2 separate regions of the Homo sapiens genome follow, and region 2 is linked to region 1. Evidence: chromatin loops called from intact Hi-C (ENCODE). Cell type or tissue: dorsolateral prefrontal cortex. All regions are shown on one strand. Links, peaks and the distances in the headings refer to the core of each region. The heading gives the core; the rest is flanking DNA. Region 1 holds the start of LOC105372031 (a long non-coding RNA gene). Region 2 has its middle 100 kb from the start of LINC01894.

The links. A loop is a pair of places that touch in the nucleus more often than their neighbours do. Peaks named below come from ENCODE experiments on the same cell type or tissue, not always from the same donor. Only the 100,000 strongest peaks of a DNase experiment are listed, where the experiment ranks them.
Region 2: a loop joins it to region 1, with 2.9 times the contacts of the local background. A loop is called at or near these places in 14 of 110 quality-filtered maps.

What each region holds. Positions count from the first base shown.
Region 1 is chr18:25,229,845-25,241,728 of GRCh38, reverse strand. All of the region lies in intron 3 of ZNF521 (zinc finger protein 521), which reads left to right. It overlaps LOC105372031 (a long non-coding RNA gene), which reads right to left and starts at 7,699. Exons shown (of 4, transcript XR_001753378.3): 1 at 7,614-7,699. RefSeq lists enhancers at 10,668-10,787, 11,709-11,884. In dorsolateral prefrontal cortex, for the core only: CTCF peaks have their summits at 5,686 and 5,892; no DNase peak of the experiment used is centred there; H3K4me3 peaks cover 543 bases; H3K27ac peaks cover 692 bases.
Region 2 is chr18:24,879,234-24,891,117 of GRCh38, reverse strand. No RefSeq gene overlaps it. Among named protein-coding and RNA genes, the nearest start is that of LINC01894, 100 kb to the left of the region's middle. In dorsolateral prefrontal cortex, for the core only: no CTCF peak of the experiment used is centred there; no DNase peak of the experiment used is centred there.

The sequences.
Region 1 (11,884 bases), core at 3,976-8,975:
AGGATACTAAAGATGTGCACATTTTCCCCCTCATTATAACAAAGATAAATGTGATGTTTTAATAGCCTTGACTTACGTTTTGTTAAGAATTGAAGGTAGGAGTAATTAGAAGAGTTTTATGGTTTGGTTTCTTGGTGAGTTTACATTCAAAGGTGTCCTAAGGCTTGGAACTGTTACATTTGTATTCATCAACAACCTGACCCATGCATTTCTTTATACTTAACCATTTAAAAAAAATCAGCGAGCATGTTTGCATTGTTCCCTGTAATTCTATTATGAGGAATGCATGGCAAAGTTTGGATAGTATCTTTCTAGATTGTTCGAGCCACCATGGAACTGGAGCTGGCAATGCGTTGTGGTTTGATAATATCTCCTGCCTACAGTTTTCAAGGACAGTGGTTCGATTCAAATACAATTCTGATAAGTGGCAGGTTTTCGTGTCTTTAATGCCTTGACAAGGGCATCACTCTCAGGAGAGGGAGGTGAAACCGTTTGGACGAGGATTCCATTCCTGCTCCTTTGTTGCTGACACACTAAGATAATGGACAATTAAGAGAGCCTTCACTGCAGGTGAAAGTATGGGGTTATCACTAATATAAAGGAGCCCATGGGGTGCTGGGGTATGAAGGAGAAGAGGAATGGGAATTTTTAAAGGGAGTATAAAACACACAGATGAGACGCCTAATAACTGTTTACATATTGCACTTTTACCTGTGATAATGGTGAATGATTGGAGTGTTCAGTATTGCTTGCTCTAACTTTTTTTTTTTTTTTTTTTTTTAATATCTGGTTCATTGCATATGACACAAAGTAGTGCAGAAAACTCGCCCCAGTGCTGGCCTGCCTGTCGAGGGGTAAGGGAACCTGGATAAGAAAGAGATTTGTTTTGTGGAATCTGTCTTTTAGACCAGCTTCCATGGGGTTTTTAATCTAGGGTAGTGGTTGTGAACCCAGCCTGTACCCTCTATGGGTCTTAACTCTCAGAGAGTCTGATTTAATTGGCCTGAGGATGGATCCAGTATGTAATTTTAAAGGCTCTTTGGACGATTCCAATGTGTACTCAGAATCAAGGGCTATCATTGCTGAGTTTGTAACAGAAGATCAAGCTCTTCAACACTCAGGCTCTCTAGCAGATTGTGTGATGATTTAATAGGTTTGAATAATAGTGTCTGTGTTGCTGTTACAGAAGATGCGTGCTGCGTATGCTTCTGACAGCCCTCTCGTGTTTATGTCAGTGTCGTGGGCAAGCATTCAGGCATATCTGGGGAGAAGTTCCTTGTCTCTTGACTACTGTTCCCCACTTTCCCTTACTCTCCTTTAGTTTCTGGGTTTTGTTGTTGTTTTTGTTGTTGTTGTTTTTCCTTATAGATGTTTGAAGCTACCACTTCCTGTGAGATCATGGATAAGTCACCTAAGAGTGGGGAGGAGTCTGATAAAGGCAGAAGTGCCTCATGTGACGTCAGTGTCCAACAGTGACCAGCAACTTTGTCCCTAGTCTTCTTACTCTGATGGGGGAGATGGGATGTTCTGTATGCATGGAAATTTGAGGGGCACTTCTGATGCCACTTAGGACTAATAAAGGTGAGGCAGTCCAGAGTATTTCAAAACGGAGTGCAGAAGAGGTTAACTGATTTTCTTTTGACTTACACTATCATTTGTCTTTAACAGCCCTGAACGACAATAGAGTGCACTGCTTCTGATAAGTATGGGTTCTCCTCAGCCTGAAGAGATGTGTGTGATAAGATAAGATGGCTTGAAAAAAAAGAGAGCTTGAGGGAAAGGGACAGGAGGAGAGGGAGAGAGAAAATATGTTAACTGCTTTGACTGCAAAATACCCCCTGGTAGCCAGAGATAAGACACCTTGAGCTACTTGGAAGACCTTAAACAGGATGTAAATGAAGCCAATAAAAATCACTTGAGATCAAGCCCTCCTTCTCCTCCCCCCTCCTATTTCCAGCTCTGACAACAGAAGGCTTCATTTACTGTATGGCATACCACACTTACATTCTGAACCCCGGAAGTTGCAAGAGACTGTAGCCTGTTCAAAGAACAAAGAATTTCTAGAGAGGTCCAAACTTGAGGCATTTAATCAGCAATTCTAGCATCGCCTCCCTGAGTGGAAAAAGAAAGTATTGCTGAATATAGGAAGCTCCCTTCCTCTTTTCTCACTTCTTACTCCAGATATTCATTTGCTTTGTAGTTTTGTGACAACCTTCTTTCTATGTTGAAATGGTTGGCAGGATGAGCTACCTTTGATAGTGTATTAATATTTCCCATCTAGCTAACGCAGCTTGAAAGTAATCATCAACAAAAGTTTAGCAGACAGACTTTTTCATGTACACACTTGAAACACGGCTGTCTACTCAGAACTATGTTTCCTAAGCATGTAATACCAGGCTTTATGTACTTGGAACTGTATAACTCTTTAAAATGGTCACTCTTTTTCTGGAAATGTACAAGCTGCTGCCAACGCTCTTACAGAGAGGAAGTTACTTGCAGGAGCTAATTGAGTATTTCACTGAAAAGATTTGAAATATGGAGTCCTACTCAAAGTGGGAGGGGGGCTGTTAAAGGATAGGAGGGCAAAGAATATAGTGATCTAATTTTCTTTCTGTAAAAGCTGCTTCTTGGAAGAACTGGGATTCAATTTGGTCTTTGAATAAGGGCGAGAAAGCCCTCCATCAATGATGTTCCATTACAGAGGAGCAAACACGGGAAAGGCACAGCTGAGTGCAGCAAACTTCAAGCAAGGACTTAGGTGATTCAGGGGAAAGAAAAGATTCTAAGGTGATTCTCAAGCTTGGGAATGCAGGTGAAGACTCAGGAAACTTGCTAAAAAAGGGAGATTTCTGGGCCCCATCCTCAGAAGTTCAGTCAGGAGGCGTGGGGTGGAGTCCAGGTGTCTGCATTTTAAACAGGCAGTTCAAGCAGTTGGTCTGCTAGTGATTGGTGGATTAGACTAAGAAATGCTGCCCTGTGTCATCTGGCTGTGGTAGAGGGTCAGCCTTTGGTTTTGTTGTGTACAGCCAGGATAGCTGGAATGATAATTGAAGAAGGGTAGCTTAAGGGATAGGTGAGAAGGATCCTTCATTTGAATCAGTGGCAGGGAATATGTCCCTACAGGCAAGGGTGTGAGAGGAAAGTAAAGCTGGCCACAGTGCCAGTTTGACTGTGTCTTTTTTTCTGCTTTGCTTTGTCAATACCTGATCCGACCATACCACCCTGCTCAAAGCAGAGGATGGAAGAACAGGAGAGAGGCAAACAGACCCACTGTTAAGGAGATGTGTATATATAGGATTTTTCTGGTCAATAGCCAGCAGTGAAATCAAATTAAGAAATTGGCTGTCATGACTTGTTAACAGAGAGTTATAGGTTTGTAGAGTTGTTAGGCAATTTTTGTCTTCTTCTGTATATGTGTGAATACATACATCAGTTAGCATGAATTGGTTTAGTAATATGAAAAACAATGAATTTTTTTTAAAAGAGAAACACTATTAAACACCACTTTAGGTTTATTCATTTACCCATAAAAACTCAGCATTTGAGTTATTGTTGTTGTTGTTTTAGTGGAGGAGAGTTTGGGAAGGATGGACTTTGAGGGTTTTCTAATACGTAGAGCCAAGGTGCTTGCCTCGGCACTGGAGATTTGGATGTGGGTTTCAGTGCCACTGTCAACTACTATTGTTAGTACAAGATTATAACATGTTACTCATCCTCGTTGACCTATTTGTTCATCTGTAAAATTAGCACTTTTTTTCCCCTAAAGGCCCACATTTCTCACAGGTCTTAAATCTTATGTTTCATATATATACATGAAAAGTTAGGAATGACAGCCTTGACTTTCTTTTCTCTGTGTAGGCTTCAATCACATTCACTCATTTTCTTTCCTTTGAGCCCTAAAGTCAGACCCAGAGGTATGCACAATCCATGCCAAACAACAGGCCATCTTAAGAGAAAAGAGCAGAGCTCAGATGTGGGAGGAAGCTTTGTAAAGATTTCAGAGAACAGCCCTTTGGTACAGACAGTATTGAGTCAGTGAAGATTCTAAAACTGTGCTGGTAGGTTTTATATCTTTGAATATTAGCAATGTGTCTCATTACTGTGGCCACACTACCTTGGATTCTTTTCTTATACATTATTTTGTTATTTTTAAAGTATCTTGGATGGAGGCAAAGTAAGATGCTAGTATGTGGAGGTATCATGGGGTTTTTGAGGCCTGATTTTGTCACAGGTGTTGGAATATTTGCCAAGATGTATCATCTCAGATAATATGTGTTATTTATATATAGACACATATATATAATTTAATAAAAATATGATTATAGATATTAATCAGTAGAAAGTAGCGTCATAAAGTCTTCCCTTAGAGACATATTTCATTAAGACATGATTGTACAGATATTTAGTCCTATTAAGTGTCAAATTACTACGATTAGCACTTTTGTAATGAGAGTTACCTAAAATATTTGAAAAACTACTTTGGCATAAATCACTTAGTCTATTCTGAACATTTAGTCAACTGTGGATAAAAGCATGCAAGCGTACACATACCGTGTGCCACAATTTTAACTGTACTGGTTCCCATAAATAAATTACCAGGGCTGTTACCAAGAAAAAAATAATGAAATGAACTGGCTTGGATGTTATCATCATATTCATTCTAAGGTAGAGATTCTAGGGAAGAGAAAAATCAAACCAAAAGTGAAAAATAAAACATAAAGGGCAAAGAGGGTAACTGGAAAGTCCTCAAATTGATAATTCGCCTTATTTTCAGAATGCCTCTTTTATATTTTGCTGAATTAGCAAAATTATAAATTTAAAAACTCTATAAATACATGTACTTAATATCATAAGACCTGTGTAGAGATACTTTGTCATACCCTAACTAAAGATGATTTTAAGAAAATAGCTTTGGCTTTCCAGTTTATATAGTACTTTTATAAACATTATCTCATTTGAGATAAAGGATTGTCTTATATCATTTGGGTTACTTGGAATCCAATCTCATTTTTCCATTTCAGTTTTACCATGTAAGTGTTAATGTGAAAGGTAATAATTCTGTTGAAACACTATAAAAATTCTATTGTATAAGGCATATTAGTGATTGGCCCTACTGTAGAGTCTTTCTTATGCATGAAGTCTCAAGATAGTCCAACATCCCTGAAATGCCTTTTTAATTTTTTTTTTTTTTTTGAGATGGAGTCTCACTGTGTCACCCAGGCTGGACTGCAGTGGCGTGATCTCGGCTCACTGCAACCTCTGCCTCCCGGGTTCAGGCAATTCTCCTGCCTCAGCCTCTTGAGTAGCTGGTACTACAGACGCATGCCACCACGCCCGGCTAATTTTTTGTATTTTAGTAGAGACGGGGTTTCACCATGTTATCCAGGCTGATCTCGAACTCCTGGGCTCAGGCAGTCTGCCCGCCTCAGCCTCCCAAAGTGCTGGGATTACAGGCGTGAGCCACCGCGCCCAGCCCCTCATCTCTGAATTCCTTAATACCACTGTAGCATATAATTTCCTCATTAAATGCATAAAACTGAGGAGCAGACAACAGATACTACTTTGAGTTGCAGCTGCTGGGTGGTTGGCTGGGTGTACTCACTAGCGATCTCAGTGGCTTTTTCACCCTATGAAAACAGCCTGACAACCTGTGTGAGTCAGTCTGTGCTTTAACAAAATTCAAAATGATTATTTGCCACAGACCTTAACAATTCCTATCATTTGTTAGACACATGTATGTCCAAATCAAGAACTGGTACTGAGGTCAGTTGTAATACAAAGGCATATGGATAATTGTAGTAATAGTTCCCCCCTAATCTTTGTAACAGCTTTTTCTACATTAGCAAACCATATTTATCACTTTACTGCACAATGAACCCACAGGGGGTGCTAATTGTTCATTAATTAAATTTTAGCCTTTCAGCACTTTTGTATTCTCTAGTGGCCTTGTCTGCAGTGAAGTATACAGTGTGGCCTTTTCAGGCTGCCGAAAATTCATGTTGGCGTTACTACTGCCATGGTTATAATACAGGTGAAATTCGGCTCCAATAAATACCATTTCAGGACTGTTATAATTCCTGGTGACTGAAAGTTTTCCGGCCTTGGACCAAAGCCTACATGTTGGAAAAATAGTCAGTAAAGTCTAGTTTAACAAGACAAAACATTCTGTTAGACCAGATGCTGCTTTGAAATAGAATTTGATTTCGTTTTTTGAAAATTCTGGTGGTTTATGGCAGTTCTTCCAAAACCATTAACGTGGTGAAATGAAGTTTCTAAGATCCGTCATTCCCTAACGAAGCCATTTCCGAACTTAGTTTTCTCAGTGGAAGAATCCCCTTTACCTTCTGCTTCCCCAGTGAAGAAGTTAATTTAAAATCACTAATGATTAACTTGGTAGCATTGAGAAATTTACTGAGTATTTTTAAAAAGTGTAGGTCATCCTTCAAAGCTCAGTACGTATATTTCACACTGGTGCAAAGGATTTTGAAGTGAAATAGAATTGGCCTCAAGGACTTTCTAACTAAGCCAAATAGTCACTTATAGAGTGGTGCTGGCACTATGGAATGTGGCTCCTGGACTTTGAATGCAGGCCCTTTCGTTGTGTGGACTTTACAACACTCATGAATTAATCACAACTGGCCAGTGTGTGTAGCTATTAACCAATGAACTGCTACACATTGATTTTCAAGATATCTGTGAGTAGCATTCAGAAGAGTTTTTTTGGAATATTTTTGTTTGTTTATTTTTATTTATTAAGACTGTTATTTAACAAGAATAATAATATTGTTAATAAATTAATCCATATTAATTTTATAATGATAATATTGTCTATCAAATTGTTATTTAAATAATATTGTTAAATAGTAGTTCTTTATTTTTGTTTATTTTTATTTATAAACAGAAATGCCCTTTAAGTCATTAAAAATTTTTAGAATCTCAATATGAAAACTGCAACAACTAAATTATCGTTAATTTTGATTCCTTTCTGCTGTTCTCACATTTATGAGTTATCATTTACCACTTATCACTTATAGGTAACTTTGGCTTTCATAGCAGTAGTAATAATGTAATACATTTTTAGATTTTAGCAGTACAGAAAACTCCTTCATATAAGGTCATGTTTGAGTCTTATAATACCTCATATGTTGAGGCAGGCCGAAATTTTTCTGATATTATAGACAAGGAAATCAAAACTTCAAAAAAAAAGTAGTTTCTAAAGTTCACAAGCCAATATTAGACCTGAACACATAGTAGGTGCTTAATAAAAGTTGATTAAATCAATGGATTAAAGCAATGAAAAACTGCTTTAAATTCTTTGTGGTATGAGGTCATATATAAACACAAGAGCACATAGTAACTAATAAATGCCTTCTAACTCAAAATAGTAGAGAATAAAAAGAATACAGACTCAGGAAATCCACTCTGGTGACGTCTGTCATTATTCAAGAAAAGATCAACATGTTAAACGGTTTAGAACACCCTCAGTCACGGCACTGTAAACAGATGTGTAATACACAGTTGCCAATTATTGAACGCCAAGAGGTGGGTGCTTATCATTAGTTATATATATTTTTAAGTGAGCCAAAAGATAGAAAAAGAAAAGCAATTCTCACCCCCCACATAATTGGAAACCACTTTTCCTTCTGTCTGGCTTCAGAAACACAATGTCTTGATTTCCGTGCGAGAGAGGATGACTGTTCTTTAACTGGTTTCACGTCAGCTTTTTCCTCTGATTTGAGAGGTGGAGTTAAGTGTGAACTGCTTAAGAATGCACTGTTTTCTATTTAATTTGGCTGCGGAAGATGGAATTCATTGAGCTCCGTCTGTTCAAATGAACTTTAAGCAACAGCAAGCAAAACATTTATACTTCTCCCTGCACATGCAATCGAAATGTGTCTGGTGAAAGAATGGATGAAAAGCCCAGGATTACCTAAGGAGAGCCATGGAGATGTGATAACAACTCCTTATCTCTTTGTTGGCTCATCTGAAGTGTTAAAGTGTTGTTGGGGGAAAGCGAGCCTCTTTTTTACTAGGGAGTATTGAAGGCAAAAAAAAAAAAAAAAAAACCTCTGAGCTTGAGCTCTGATATCTGGAATTCATCTTAAGACTGTTAAAAAATGTGCACCACCAACTCCCGCTCTTCACAGCTGCTGTTATTAATGGGTGACCACCCTTCTTCCTCATAACCTAACTGTTAATTCATTTAATTGGTCCTTCTAGAACAGTTCAAAATATTACAGAATTTAAAAGCATCTGTGAATTATAAATAATTTTAAAGTTCACATTTCTCATTTGAACACCCAGTAAAGGGTATTCGTTTTCAAGTAGTTAAATAAGTTATATGACAAAGGAGTGAATTTAATGTGGAGCTGTTGATTTTTTTTTTTTAAAAAGAAGCATGATAGCTATTAAAGTTACAGCTTTTCTAAAACTGTTGACATTTCTATGGAGAATGAAGGGAAGCAATTGTGTAATAATGTATAATAGTTTTTTTTTAGCATGACCTTATCTTTTAGCAATTTAAATCATTGCTTTAAAAATGTATTTTGTAATTTGGTTAGAAGATTTTAAATATGATGGTGTAAAATTGTTACTGTGTTGGCATTGAAGTAACATGTCAAGTACCCTTGTTACCTGTGTCTATTAAACATGCATTTCAAAATATTGTCCTCTTTAAGTAGAGCCCGACTTCTCTTAGTGTTTGTGCACACCTGTGTATCTCCCCCAGGAGTTTCAGCTTATGTTAAAGTGTCTCAGGTAGCTAATGACTGAAAAAGTACTGTGAATTCTATTTAGTAAGAAATTTCAGAACTGCTCCTATAGCCTGCTGGCAGAAGTAAACAATTATGTAAGGCAAGTGGGGGGAAACCTGAAATTTTGTTGGTCTCAAGTCTTACCCTATTGTTTGAGCCTCAAAAAAAAATTTACTGAATCAACTTACCATGTTGCTAAATAATGCAATGATTGTATTGCTCGTGTTTTAAGGAGAAGAGAGGTATAAACCGCATTCTTGGCCTCAGAATTCCATAGAAAAACACTTGTGCCAAGGTTACCTGCCTGTAAAGACCCAAGATTATATCCCATGTTTGATAATTTAATGTTTGGAACATAGTAAGCACAGATTTATGGTCTATTAACATTTAGGTATCACCAGCTATTTATCTTTTATTTTCTTGCTAGCTGCGTATACAACTGTGAAAGCTTAAGGCACTGTAGATTGCCATTGGGTCAGTCCTTAAAATTAATATTCCTGAGATTGCATTAAAGGAAAGAAAATATTAAAATATGTTTATGCTATATTCATAGAAGCTTACACATGGAAACAGAAATACATGCAACACATATAAATCTTTTTGTTTACATATGCAGCTTTTCTTCCAGCCATGATAAGGTGCCCTAGAAACATTCACTAGTCTTTGTAACACCCCAGAGGGTAAGTAGCAAGAATTCTTATCTTCATATTGCAGGTGAAATACCTAGGTAGGGGCAGATTAAATGACTTAGCCAGGTCACTCTCTAAGTCAGTTATGAAGCTAGAAATAAAACTCCAGGATCTTGACTTTTGGTTCCTACACAAGTATCAGACCCATCAGTATTTGTGCTTCTTCTCCTCACTTGAAAAGTAACCATTGATGTAAATCCTGTCCCTGTTAAGGAAATCTTGCTGTGTGGCACTAGCACACATGATACTGAGTCCCCGATGGGCAGTTAAGAGGGTACTCTGCTGTTGCAGTGAACAAGCTCAGGTAGCAAAAGGATATTGTTAAGCCAGTTTCTTGCAGACCAGGCCCTATGAAGAACATTATCAGAAGTTTCCATAACTTCAGAGAAAGTATTTTCATCTACTTTCTTACATTAGTTTCTCTTGAATAATTTCAGATTGCCCCTAGTGTTGGAATCAATCTTCTGAAAGGCTTGGTCCCTGTCCTCAGGAAGTGTATGTCCTACACAAATTAAGACCCGCTTAATCATAAACAAAGTAAGCATTAACATTAGTCTAGCCCTTCTGCACATATTCTCTTCCTCTCTCTTTGATCTTATTTTCTAATTTCTGGCTAATTTGATTAGTCTTGAACACCAGCGAGTGGCCAGAACCCTCAGCATTTCTCTTCCACAATGGCAGGCTGTAAACAGACTCTCAGACCCTCATTTGCGTGCTTGTCTGTCCATCAGCAGGAGCTAGGATCAAATCACGTCCAGTCTCTGCTTCCTCCTCCCCAGGTTGGCACACGAGGGGCTGATGGCTCACGTCACAAAGGTACTCTGTGTTCTGTTGCCTTTTTTCTGTGGAATAACTCCTTCTGGTATGACTTCACTTTTCTGTTAGTGAGCACTTTCCCCCATAAATATGCCTGAACAGGTGTTACTCTGCTGCTAACTGAGTTTCCAGCTGTCCTCCTCCAACACAGACCCAGCAAAATCTGTTGTTTCGTCCTTTTAGGCAGACTAGAGAAGCGCCTAGCCTGAGATGGAGGTCTTCCTTGCAGGATATGGCCGTTCTGCTGCCAGAAGATGGTCCGGAAAGCCTGGCTGGCTAACAAAGACAGGCCTTCAGCGGCTGGGTGTAGTTCCAGTTCTGCATCCCCTTTGGCAGAAACACAGAGGCTGCTGCAGTGTGGCCAGCCAGCGAAATTAGGAAATAAGGACCTCTTTTATTTACTCAGGCTGCTGAATCATGGGCATTCCTGTCTGCTTGGAGAAAAGTCAGGCGGCTCTACTTTCCACTGAAAGTCTCAGGAGTGTTGGAGACTTTCATCTCGGAGTGTTCACACACTTGTTTTAATGTGCTTTATGGAAATGGTGAAACTCAGCAAGTACAGTTGCTGTAGAAAAACATCTGCACTAACCATGCACACACATTTGCATCTTTAAATAGACTTTTTAGGCCACAGAGCTGGTTTCTAGCAAAGCTTTTTCGGCAGTAAGAGCTACAGCTCTCGGAGAGTCAGCTCAAGTGAAGAGACTGGTTTCAAAAATTAAAATTTAACATGGACATGTTAAGTACTTCACATTGAAATGCAGAAAACTTGCCATCACCCAGAAAGACAGTCCCTGTAAGTAGCACTTAGTGCCAAAGGGAAAAAAAGTTAAAGTTGATTCAGGAACCTGAGTTGAAAGAATCTTCTACAGTTTCTTCCACGTGTAAAAAGAAATTGACATCGTTTAAACCTATATTCACCATTTAAGCTTAGTTTGCACTGTGGCTGCCAAAAAGCCTAAGTTAATGGGGATGGATAACTCTCAAAGTCTTAGGTAGACCTCAGAGTATGTTGGCGGGGAGACCATCACCACAAAAGTCTTGGAGGAGTCTGATACCTGAAGAGTGTGGACCAACCCGCTTGGAGTAGTGAGTCCCTGTGTGTTCTTTGGAGAACACAATCCATTTACAGTACTGGCAAATGAGAGTTTTTACATTTTATATTTTAAAACAGAAATCAGCCTTTCAGGGATGCTTTATTTATTTTTCTATAAGTATTATTCCTTGCTCAAACTATTTACTTCTGCTCAATCCCCACGCCTTATGACTTCTAGAGGGGGTGTTGTGTAATTTCCTTTACAAAGACAAGTAATGGGGACTGGAGAGAAGAAAGAAAAGGTTTCTGCTCTCTTGAATCCTGGTTAAAACCTTGATCCTAACCTTCAGCTCACTTGACGTGTCACTGAAATTTACAAGCTTAAGAGAACAGTTATATAATAGATATAGTCAGGCATGGACCACAGACAAGAACCTGAATTAAGCCTGGTGTTAGGGATTGCATAATTTTTATAATGGTCCATTGCTCTATAATTCTTTATGTATTTGTAAAAAATATATCATACCTGGACACAATCTGCAATTTAATTATAAATTCACTTGCTCAATTTTCAAGCTCAATAGTTACAT
Region 2 (11,884 bases), core at 3,618-8,617, 350 kb after region 1:
TAGCTATGCTTGTCTGGGAGCAGTGACTCATGCCTGTAATCCCAGCATTTTGGGAGGCTGAGGCGGGAGGATCACTTGAGGTCAGGAGTTTGAGACTAGCCTGGCCAAAATGGTGAAATCATGTGTCTACAAAAAATACAAAAATTAGCCGGGTGTGGTGGCGCATGCCTGCAGTCCCAGCTATTTGGGAGACTGAGGCTGGAGAATCACTTGAACCCGGGAGGTGGAGGTTACAGTGTGCGTGAGCCCAGATCACACCACTGCACTCCAGCCTGGCGACAGAATGAGACTCCGTCTCAAACAAAACAAAACAAACAAAAAAAGCTATGCTTAATTGTTCGAGGAATTATTACTATTTCACCCTAAGTTCAAGATCACCCAACTCAAATGGGCCATCAGTCCTGTCCAACAATCCATACACATGATTTGGTCAACTCAATCTCTTACTTTCTATGGCTGTACAAGTCATCTCTATGCTCTCTCATCCCCACTCCCTGCTCACCCTTCACTTTCGGCATATGACCTCACCCACTTCACAGAGAGCAGAGGCCGTCCAATAAGAATGCACTGGCTTCTGATCTACAAATCTACAAGTAAGCTTTGCTTCTCTCTTTTTATGATAGAGGAGCTGTTCATCCTCTTACCTAAAGTCAATTCTTTGTCCTGCACTTTACCCTTCATTCCCTCACATCTTCATAGAAACCTTACACTATCAATGATTCTTTTACTTTCATATATGCAGACTCTCTTTCTCAAGCAAACCTTTCCCATTGAACTTGTTAAATCATCTTAAGTCACATTTAAAAATACTTGCCAACTTCAGCCCTGCCTCTGTCTTCCTTCCCTTCACAGAAAACTTTCTAGAAGAATTTTCTTATGCTTACTGTGTCCTTCGAGTACCACTCAGTACCCAGCTGTCTCCAGCCAGAGGTCTGTCCCACGTCTTTAGGAAAATGGCTCTTGTTAAGGTCTCAGTGACTGAATTCCATGAACATTTTTCAGCTCACTTCTTCCCTGTCTTGGCGATGTTCCACAGTTAAGCACATCACCCTTCCTTAAGCATTCCCCCCTGGTTTATGTGGTATTCTCCTGATTTTCTTCTTATCTCTGTCATTTCTAGTTGTTATTCTCCTTTTCAGGCAGATTCTTCACTGTCTCATCATTAAATGTTGGAATTTTGTAGGTCTTGGTCTTTGACTCTAGTTTATGTAAACTTTTCCAGATAAGCTCATCCAAACGTACTGTTTTAATCGCCATGTATACGTAACTTATTCACTGACCGTGTATACATAACTTATCCAGCCCAGATCACCTTTTTCCTCTCAAGACCCATAAATTGAACTACCTACTGGATCTTTTCTTCTGTGTCTAAAAAGCCTGATATCAGACTCAACAGGTCCAAAACCAAACTCATCATCTTTCCTCCCAAATACGGTATTCTCCAAAGATTTCTTCTCTCAGTAAACGGCCCCCATCTATCTAGACGTACAAGCTAGAAACCTAGATGTCACCCTTGAAACTTCCTGTGCATCCCATCCTGCCTATGACTGAGTTGTTCTAAATATTGAGAAGAAATTTATCTTCTAAATATTTATCCAAGGTGGCTCCTTCTCTGACTTTATCACTACCACCCTAGTCCAAACCACCTCATCTGCCTGACCTCCTGCCAAGCTGACAGCTTTCACCTTGCTCTTAAGAAAAATCCAAACTTCTTACTTAATGTGGCCTTCACGGTTCTGCACGATTTGACCCCTACCTATCTCTCCAACCTCATCTCCAGTATCGCTTTATCTCCTTCTCAATCCACTGTGGACTCCTTTAATTCCATTGTTCTTGCCATACTCCTTTCCATCACAGGGCTTTTACATGGGGCTAGAATAGTATTTCCTGCCCCCTTCAACTAGTTAATAGCAAGTCATTCCTCAGATCCCTGCTTAATTGATTATTACTTCCTCAGAGAAGCCTTTGTTGATTTTCCTAATTAAATAAAATCTCTTTATTATCTGTTTTCATGAAATGTGTCCTCTGTGTCACTCTTTAGTGGCACTCAGTACAGTCTAATTGTGTATATATATGTATATACGTATGTATATAAGTACATATGTGTATACGTGTGTATGTATATATAGTAGTATATATATAATAGTATAGTAGTATTCTTATACTTGTCTGTTTGTGCTGACCACTATATATTCAGCATGTTTGTAGTATATAAATACTCAATAAATAATCATTGAATAAATGAATACACAAATGACTAATCAGATAAAGTAATATTATTATTCCAAAATGAGAAGATAGACTTCTCTGATAAGTAAGAAACATCCTAGAAGAATACAACACTTGTGGCTCTAGGTTGGCATTCCAGGTCACCAATTAATAATAAATTTCTTTTCCCTTCCTATGTTTGGAAACAGTTGCAAAGTCGACACAGGATAGAAATTGATGGAGATCAAAATATCAACTTAATTACTAATAAAGCTAAATCAGCGAGTAATGCTTGACTAATGGCCACAACTGGGTTTCCTAATACATCCCCTTGGATTTGAACTTGTCCATTCAAACTGCTGGCCTCACCTATGGAGAAGCAGATCAAGACTCATGAAACTTTTTACTGTGTGGATTGGCAGAGATGTTCATATCCAGTCATCAAATTGCCCCACCAGAAACAGAGAGGCCAAGAGATATGGTGGATGGAGTATGCCCAGAATTTTTTTTCCAAACATATCTATCAGGTAACTCACTCTTTCCATGAAAGTAAATGATTAAGGGCATAAAGAAAGGCCAGAAGTGTTATTTTGGCAGAAGCCCTCTGAAAAAACATGAGACCAAGGGAATGCTGGTTTCCCTAACAAATAGTAAAATAAATTAATGTGTAAGTATTAGTGAGTTTTTTTAGAGCTAAGAATTTGGTGTTTAAAAAAGTGAGTTCAAAATTTTTTTTAAATGCATTCATTCTACTACACTGTTTGTTTCCCCTTGCTCAGCTAACCTATTACCTAATAGATTCTTATGGTTATGATTTAATATTTTTAAGATTGTCATTGAAAAGGCTTATTTACATTGCCAATAGAGTATACCTAGATGTATATGCATATGATGTTAATTTCTTGAAGATTACTTTTTATAAAATATCACAGTATCTTCTCCTGTGTGGGTTCAAAGCATTTGATTAGATTTATAATGTTCATGCATTCTTCAAGGCTCTAGAAATATTAAGTTGGTAGTACAAGTTAGGAATGCTTTCAGCTGCAAGTAATAGAATATCTATCTAACAATGGCTTAAGTATTAAAGACACTTAATTATCTCACATGCAGGAAATTGAGAGGTGGTTGCATGTTGACATAGTGGTTCAACAAAGACTCTGAGCACCTAGGTTTTTCCTGTTTCTCTGTTTACCATGAGCAGTGTGTTGAATTTTCATTCTCAGCCTCATTGCCTCATAGTTGCAAAATGATTAGCATAGGCCCCAAACATCCAAATCACAACCAAAGCAGGTAGAGTGAAATATTCAGCATCAATAACATTCTCCTCAAACACTGTGCCCTTTATCAGGAAACAAAGCCCTTCCCAGAGACCTTTAGCATACTTACCATTACAACGTTGTGTGGCCACTCCTAGCTGCAAAAGAAGCTAGGAAATACTTATGAGTATTGCAATTAGCTTTTGCTTGAGATTAAACCACCCAGGTGGGGCATGCTGCTACACTGAATAAAGTCAGACTCCATCAGTAAGGAAGGGGACTGAATAGGCAATTAATAATGTCTGCCATCGTGTGTCTAACTCAAAAACTATCTCTGTAGTTACTCACAATACTATGACAAGCATCATCAATTAATCTGGGGCCAAGAAACAGGGAAAATTATATAGTGTAGTCCAGGAGATACAAGTAATAAGTTCATTCAGCATATGTTAAATCATCACTGGCCATGAAAATGTCCCAGGACAAGAAGGACTATAGAATATCTGTGAGTAAGAAAGAGAGATTGCTGAAGAAGATCAAGACTGGCCAGAGTAGTCTACAGTTCTACACTGTTGAAGAGAGTTTTCAACCATAGGTTGAATAGGAGAGCGGGAGAGGAAGGGAAAAGAACTCCAAGTGAAGAGATGTGCAGAGGAGCAAAAATAGAACTACGCACGGTGTATTCAGGGCAGAGGATCTGCTTAGTGGGAGGAATGAGCTCTCACTGGGGAATGAGGGGGAAAGAAGGGACTGAGAGTGGAGGATCAGAATGCCTGGCTGAACAGTCTAGGGTTTATTCATCAAGAAGAGAGGAGCCACAAAGTTTTATAAGCAAAGCAATGACATAAGGAAAGCAGCATTTTAGAAAGACTAATTCGGTGGTAGGGAGCAGAATAGATTAAAGGGGGAGAGATAAGGTGGGAGGCTATTGTGATGCCCATGGGGTGATGGAGGCTTCAATGAGAACATTATCACTGGCCATAAAAATGGGGTATAAGGGGTGGCTAGCAGAGATATTTTAACCTCCTTTCAGAATATAGCCCAATAGAACACAATAGAGGCAATAGTGAAAAACATAGGTCCTTACAAGCAGCCAAATATTCAATCACCACAGTCCCTATTTTGCATGGTAACCTGAAAAAAATTAATTTTAAATAATGAAGGGAACCATCAGGAGGTTTCACCAATAGTAATTTAAAAAATCTCAAATCATTGCTCTTCTAGTTAGTTACTCCTGGCCTGGTTTCACAGAAATGGGCTGCAGGCATTTCAGGAAATGAAAAGTTATTATTAGAAGAGCCAGGGCTCCTCTGACTTCACCATTCAGAGGATGTCTGTGTTTTCCACCCACAGGGAGGCATTTCTCATGAGGGTGGGAGGGAAGAAAAGACTTTACCTGGTCAGCCTTGGTGGATTCAGCAAGGATTCAAAGCACACGCCAAAGCTAGGAGACTCATACTTCTTGCTTTTCACCACTATTGCTGCCGCCCCTGAAAAGGCCTAAGAAAGTGCAGTTCAGACAGCCAAAGATTCTCAGGGTGGTTAATGCCCAAAGATGCAGCAGCAGGACCACCATTTCTGGAAAGCCTACTGCCCGCTAGGCATAGTCAGTTAGATGTTCTGTTACTTGCAGCCAAGAGCATTCCTAACCCAAGAACCTTTGCCCTCCTTCTCTTGCTGAATTCACCTCACGCCTCTGGGGAACCCTGGAGCCAAGAAGGCACTTCCCAGAAATATGTTGACTGGGTACATAAAAAAATTAGTTACAGGAGGCCTTGCTATCCCTGTTGCAGTGTATCAGGTAAATCATGAACTCATGAGCCAGACTCCTGCCTTCATCTCATCACTCTACTAATTACCCACTCAATGACCTGGAGTTTCTTTATGCTGGAGTCTTCTCATCTGTAAAATAATAATAGTTTATACTCTATAGGTATGTTTTAAGGATTCAATGAGATCATGACTATAAAATGCTTAGCTCAATGCCTCGCACAGGTTTGGAACCTAATAAATGTTAAGCACCATATTATTTACAGATGAGGAAACAGTAATCCAAAAAGCTCATGAATGGGCCCAAGGTTACATAGATAAATGCTGTGCATGCTTATTTTCATGGACACATCTCTTCCTAGTAGTATGTCAACAACTCAGCAAATATTTATTAAGTGACCATGAGGCACAGAGCTCTGAACTAAACATTTGGAATTTATGCTCAAGGATGGGTATAGTTCCTGCCTTAATGGAATTTACTGTCTGTCAAGGATGTTTAGTTTTTCATGGTCAGCCGGCTGCACACAAGGCTGGCCTTTCAGATAAAAGAGACAGCAGCCTCTGTGGTGCTGTTTGAAGGGTCTTAGGAAGGCCACAACAATGTACATCAATTGGCAGAGGGGATCAGCTCAACACAACAGCTTTGTATTGGTCTGCGTTTTATCTTCCTAGAGAATGGATTCATCCAAACAGACTCATATTTTTCCCTCTTCTTTTGCAATTTCTCTGCAAATAAAATAGTTCCTCCTTAAGGCTTTAATGCCTGAAATGTCTCAAGCTAGAGCCAGACCCATGAGTCTGGCTTCTTATTACCTAATAATCTTTTAAAATACAATTTTCCTGGGAAATAAAAGGGCTTCTGTCAATGACACGTATTTTTTATAAATAAATATGTGTATTCATATATATATATATGTATGTGTGTATATATGTGTGCATATGTGTATGTGCATAGAGATATATATTCTTTATGTCTACTGAATTTCCTTGAAGAAACAATGAGTTCCTCTCTTGGGCAGCTAAGAATGATTGATCCTTAGGCAAATTGAACGCTAACATGGAGCTAAAGGAAGAAGCAAGTGACAATCAGGGTGCCAACCTATGCTATGGGGTCCAGCTTGAACTCACCTTTCTTGCTGTGGAACTTAAGCCTTCTCCTGTCTCTACACCAACCTTCCTCTTTGCTTGACTGTTGCCTCCGTGCTCTGTCCCTGGGGCTATCCTCCACGAGAGCTGGATGGCAGAGTGGAACACAGTCTTCCCAGGAGCCCTCTGCCTTACAAACCCTAAAAACCAGCACAAGGCCCCTACATTTGAAAAGCTCTTCTCCAAACCACCCAGCAGAAACAAACAGGCAAATCAAACAGTCACCCTGTGGGGCCATTATAAAAGTCTCCTGTTTAAGGAGAGAATGTTAACGCTCACATTCTCTCTCCTAAAACTCTTATAGGCTAAGGATCTTAGCCTCTCCCTGTTTGGATTTCTAGAGGGTGAGCTTATCAAGTAAACCCTTCTGACTACCCCTTGAGCAAGGCCCATGTGCGTCCCTCTTGTTCGATGACCCCTCATTCAAGAAGCCAGTACAGACTGCAGTCAGGATGAAGGCAGTGCTGTTTTATGATCCTGGGGAAATTTGGCTTCTGAGTATCTGCAGAATAATGGAAGCTGAACAAGAGCCCACTGTTCTTCCTGAAGCAGGTGTCCCCTTGGGCATTTCTTCAACAAATACATAGGTAGGAAGGGCCACATCTTGATGGTCTGGCTCCAGAGCCCACACTCTTAACCCTGATAGTTAATTCACATTAAGTTCTCCATGGCTGGCAATGACTTTTAAAATACTTCCCCTCCCCAAAGAAATTGCATTTTTGAGCACGATTCTTTTTTTTTTTTTTTTTTTTTACAAAAAATCCTCTAATGATGATGGACTTTCTATAACATGGGCTAGTTTAAGTGAAACGTTTGTTTGTTTATTCCAAGAAAGTGGCGTGATTGGTGACATATTCTACAATGCAAAGACCAGCTCACATAGGTGAAATAAAATGCCGGCCAGGTGCCATCTAAGTGGATTTTACTAAAGGGCAGCCCACCAAACAGCCTGACTGGAGGAAACGAGGCACAGTTGAGAGATTGGAGAAGCACCTGTTCCCACCTTTGGGGAAGCAATCACCTGGTTGGATGCTGAAAAGTGATACATGCCAGCCCTTCCTGTCAATGGCGATGCCGTGGCTGGAAACATGCGCTTCCACTGAGCTTGGCTCCAGGTTGCCAAGAGCCTGCACCTGACAAGCAACCAGGGGGGAATCCTTCCGATACACAGCAAGAGCAAAAGAGAGAGTCTGCATTGAAAACCGGCCCTGGCCCAGCTGGTCCATTGAGAATAAGAATAAGAACCTGGTAAACTGCTTCTTCCTATAAAAGAAGAGACAAAGTTCTGGTCCTACAGGCTTCTCTGCAGGGTCCAAATGTGCCATACCACTCTAATTCTGCAATACCTCTGCATGCATTGGCTTTGCAGTCTAAAATTGCTTTTGAGAAAAATGGGCACAATAAAATAAGAATGTATGCCTTTAAGGAAGAGTCCCCCAGATAAGTATTGCTAAAGTCTCAGAGATATGACCCATAAAATATAGAGGGTATTTGTGCTGCGTCTAAGGTTCAACACTGATCATCACTAAAATGATCATCTCTAACAAGTCAACATGTGACATTAGCCAGAAGAAATGGTGGATGTTAAAAGAAACTTGAAAAATCCCAGGAAACAGCCACTTGATGAGCGAATAGTTTAATTTACAGTGTCACTCCCAGGAAATAGATAATAGTTTTATTAAAGTTGCAACAGTATAGCAATTTGCAATTCATTCTCGTTTCACATTAGACAACCCCCTCCTTTCAGCTAATGTTAATTATTATGAGTAAAATATGCAGTTACAACAATTTATTGAGCATTTACAGCGTGCAGGGCACTGTGCCATGAGCTTTAAAAGCATCCTGTGACTTAACTATCATAGTGAACACTTACATAGAACTTACTATGTGCCAGACATATTTCTATGCATTTTGTATTCATTAGCTTACTCCTCGTAAACCCCATGAGGTATTGCTTCTCCAAAACAAACACAACAACCATGAGGTAGGTATTATAATTTTCACTGTTTTACAGAGAAGGAAACTGAGCCATGGCAATGTTAAATAATTTGCCTGGGCCTATATATGTCTGATTAAGAGACAGAGCAAGAATTCAATTCCATGCAGTCTGTTCCAAAGTCCATGTTCTCAATCATTTCTTCATAATTGCACCTTCAAAATATGTCCATGAAATATATACTGCAATTACCCCCTTTTTTAATAAGTAAGAAAATTGAGGTCTAGAATGGTTCAGTCATTTCTCCAGTTGCACATCCAGGAAGTGGCAGAGTCTAGATTTCAACCGAGGCCTTTCTGGTGCCAAAGCCTAGAGGCCATAGGCCATCTTGGGTTAGTTGTGGTTCATTGGCTGTGAGTATATTATTATTTTTCCCACTCAAATATCAAGCCAATATATTTAAATGGCTATTGGGTGCTAGATATTATGTTTGGTGCTGAAGATCAAATGGTTCAGCCTTTCAAAGAGCTTACACTCTAGTGGTGGGGGTGCTGATGCTGAATTTGTTATTAAAATACATGAAGAAACTAAAAGGATGACCTTTTCCCCATGTTCTTTGTCATATGCAAAGACTCTCTTTGACTGGTGGCTTTAGCTATGGGTGTCAAAAAGAACATTGACTGTGTCCTTTCCTCACAAATCAGTCTCTGATGACAAATCAATCTTTTTGTCGCTGCTAATTATCAAGTTCTCTAAGCTATCTGTTGCATGTTGCTTGAGGCTATTGCCAATGAATCTCTGTGGTGGGCTGTCTTTCTTCTGCCCATCCTGATCAAGGGTTCTTCTGTAATTCCCCAACTCTGGCCTTTATGGTTATGGCTGCTGCCAGCCATTGAGTAGTGCTGAGTAAGGCATCACTTTAGAAGGGATTATATTCAAGAACTTCAACAATAGAATCAAGAGAAAATAACAAAACATCTAAAGAAAATAACTGTCTCATTGGTAGCCTCAAACATCACAGTCCTTCCTGAATCTACCTCTTATTGGCAGGTCTGATCTCTGATTACCTTATTTCTGTGTGTGTCTCAGTGTCCTCTCTCAGGGTACGTAGCAGTGGGGTCTTTCACTGGGTTGTTGTGACCATTATATAGGTAAAGCCATACAAAGCACACAAGACAGTGCCTGGATGGTTGATGCTCAATAGATGTGGCTGGTGCTATTGTTCTTTACTCACCTTGTTCTCCTTCTTCTTGTTACTATTATTATTACTTATTATTATACTTAAATACTGGTTCCTTTCAGTGTTTGCTAGGAGTTTGCTTTGTCTTCAGATTTAATAATACACCAGTGGTACTAAATCTTTCAAGCGGAATAAGAGCACGCTGGTCCCCTTCATTTTATTTTCATCAACTCTCAGCACATCTGAGCATATCTTTGTTAAAAACACTTTTCCAGGGTACATTGTGTGAGTAATCATTCAACTGAATAAGATGTTGATGATTCCTTACCACCTTGGTAGAGTAGGTGAACCTAGAAGGGCTCCCGAACTGCATTGGATTTGCTGGAAGTATGATCTTTAACAAAAGCGTAGAAAGAACTTCAAACTTGCCAAAAGGCAAAAGAATAAAATAAATGGCCCGCTTTCATTTACAGCTCTATAGTCACATGAATCTTTTGGAATCAGAAAAAAAAAAGTGGGCTGAAAATGTGTATTTTATTATCGTTGAGTATGTAGACACATTCTGGAAGTGATCAGAAAATGTTAGTCTTGCAGTAGCATCTATCAATCTCTGCTCAACTAAAGTTTGAGCAAGCATTTGACATTAGCTGCTCTATGGTTTTGAATTAGATGTTTGTCCTTGATCCTCTCATGAAAGTCTTTGTCTTTGGCCACCCTGTCTTTACTGAAAAGCCTCTGGTTCTTATTGACCTACATTAACTTTAGCTATTACTTCATCCCCCCAGTGACTCCAGGCTGTGTTCTAAACCACAAACCCATTGTTTCACATCATGAAAAATGTTCTCTACTATCACGACTTGTGGTAGGAGAGAGGCATTAATATCTTCTTGATATGATAACACCTGATAAAGATGCCATTAGTATGTATCAATACTAGAAACGTAGAGACTGCATGATGGTTGTGGCTCTTTTGTTTTCTAAATTAATTGGTTAACATAAAAGACTACACTATTGGACCCTAAATCAAATGAGGTATCTCTAGGAGGTTAGTTACAGCACAGCTTCTGGTAGCAGGAAGCCTGAAGAGAAATAATTGACAAAACTCTAGGAGGTCAGAATGAGCCTAGATGAATGCAATACAACAAAGGGGCAAAGAAAGAAGAAGAAGGAGGAGGAAGAGGAGAAGAAGACCGACTGTATCACTTATCTATAGCTTAGTACAAATTACTTAATGACTTAAAACACAGGTGAGGCTAGTGACCCTGCATGTCCATCACCTTGAGAATGATTGATTCCTTAAATTTGTACCCTAGGTACCTGGCTTACTTCACCCTAGTCCTGGATCTCTAAAACAAGAAAAACATCTTTATAATCTCTCACAGTTTCAGGGGGTCAGGGACTTGGGAACAGCTCAACTGGATGGTTTTAGCTCAGAGTCTCTCATGAAGTTGCAGTCAAGATGTCAGATGGAACTATGGTCATCTGAAGGCTTGACTGGGGCTGAAGGACCACTTTCAAGATGGCTCATTCACATGGCTGAAAAGTCGGTGATAGCTGTTGGCAGGAGGCATCAGTTCCTCTCACATGGACCTCTCCATATGCTGCTGGGGTGTCTTTATGTCATGGCAGCTGACTTCCCGCAGAATGAGTGAACCGAGAGGAAGAAAAGTGGAAGCTATGATGTCCTTTATGATCTAGCTTTAGAAATTTACACCATTGTTTCCACCATATTTCACTGGTAATACAGACCAAGCCTGATGCAGTGTAGAAGGAGATGACACAAAGGCATGAGAAATCATTCATTGGAAGTCATTTTGCAGGCTAGTACTACAAAGATGGAGGAGGAGGAGAGGAAGGGAAAGAAAAATGCCTAGCAGAGAATCTGGTTTTCAAAAGATGACTTTGGCTCAAACTTCTTGGAAAAATTAAATCAAAATAGCAACATGTAAGGTAGAACTAGGACTGGCTATATTATTGGATAATCCAACCCCTTCCTCAGCAGCTGCATATATGTGTGGGAGATGCTGATTGATGGGGTGAGCAGGAAGACCTCATCCAAGACACACACCTTCCATCAAATGTGTCCATCTAGAAAGGACATCAGTTCATAAAAGCCCAGCTTTTGCTAATGGGGGAGCTGAATGATTTGGCAATAGGGGGGTATGATGACTTCTGTTAAGAGGGCTCATCCCATTAGCACAGCTCCTGTCACAGGCTCTAGGATTCCATTGACTTATTCCTAAGTGATCTTGGCATAAGGCCAGCCTCTGTGAATAAGTAACATATCATGGTTCATCCATGTTCTTCACCTGTTATACATAAAGTTACTAAAAGTAAGGGCCAAAAAAAAGAGTTTTCTCTTTAGCAGAAGAGATGTGATTACTTTCC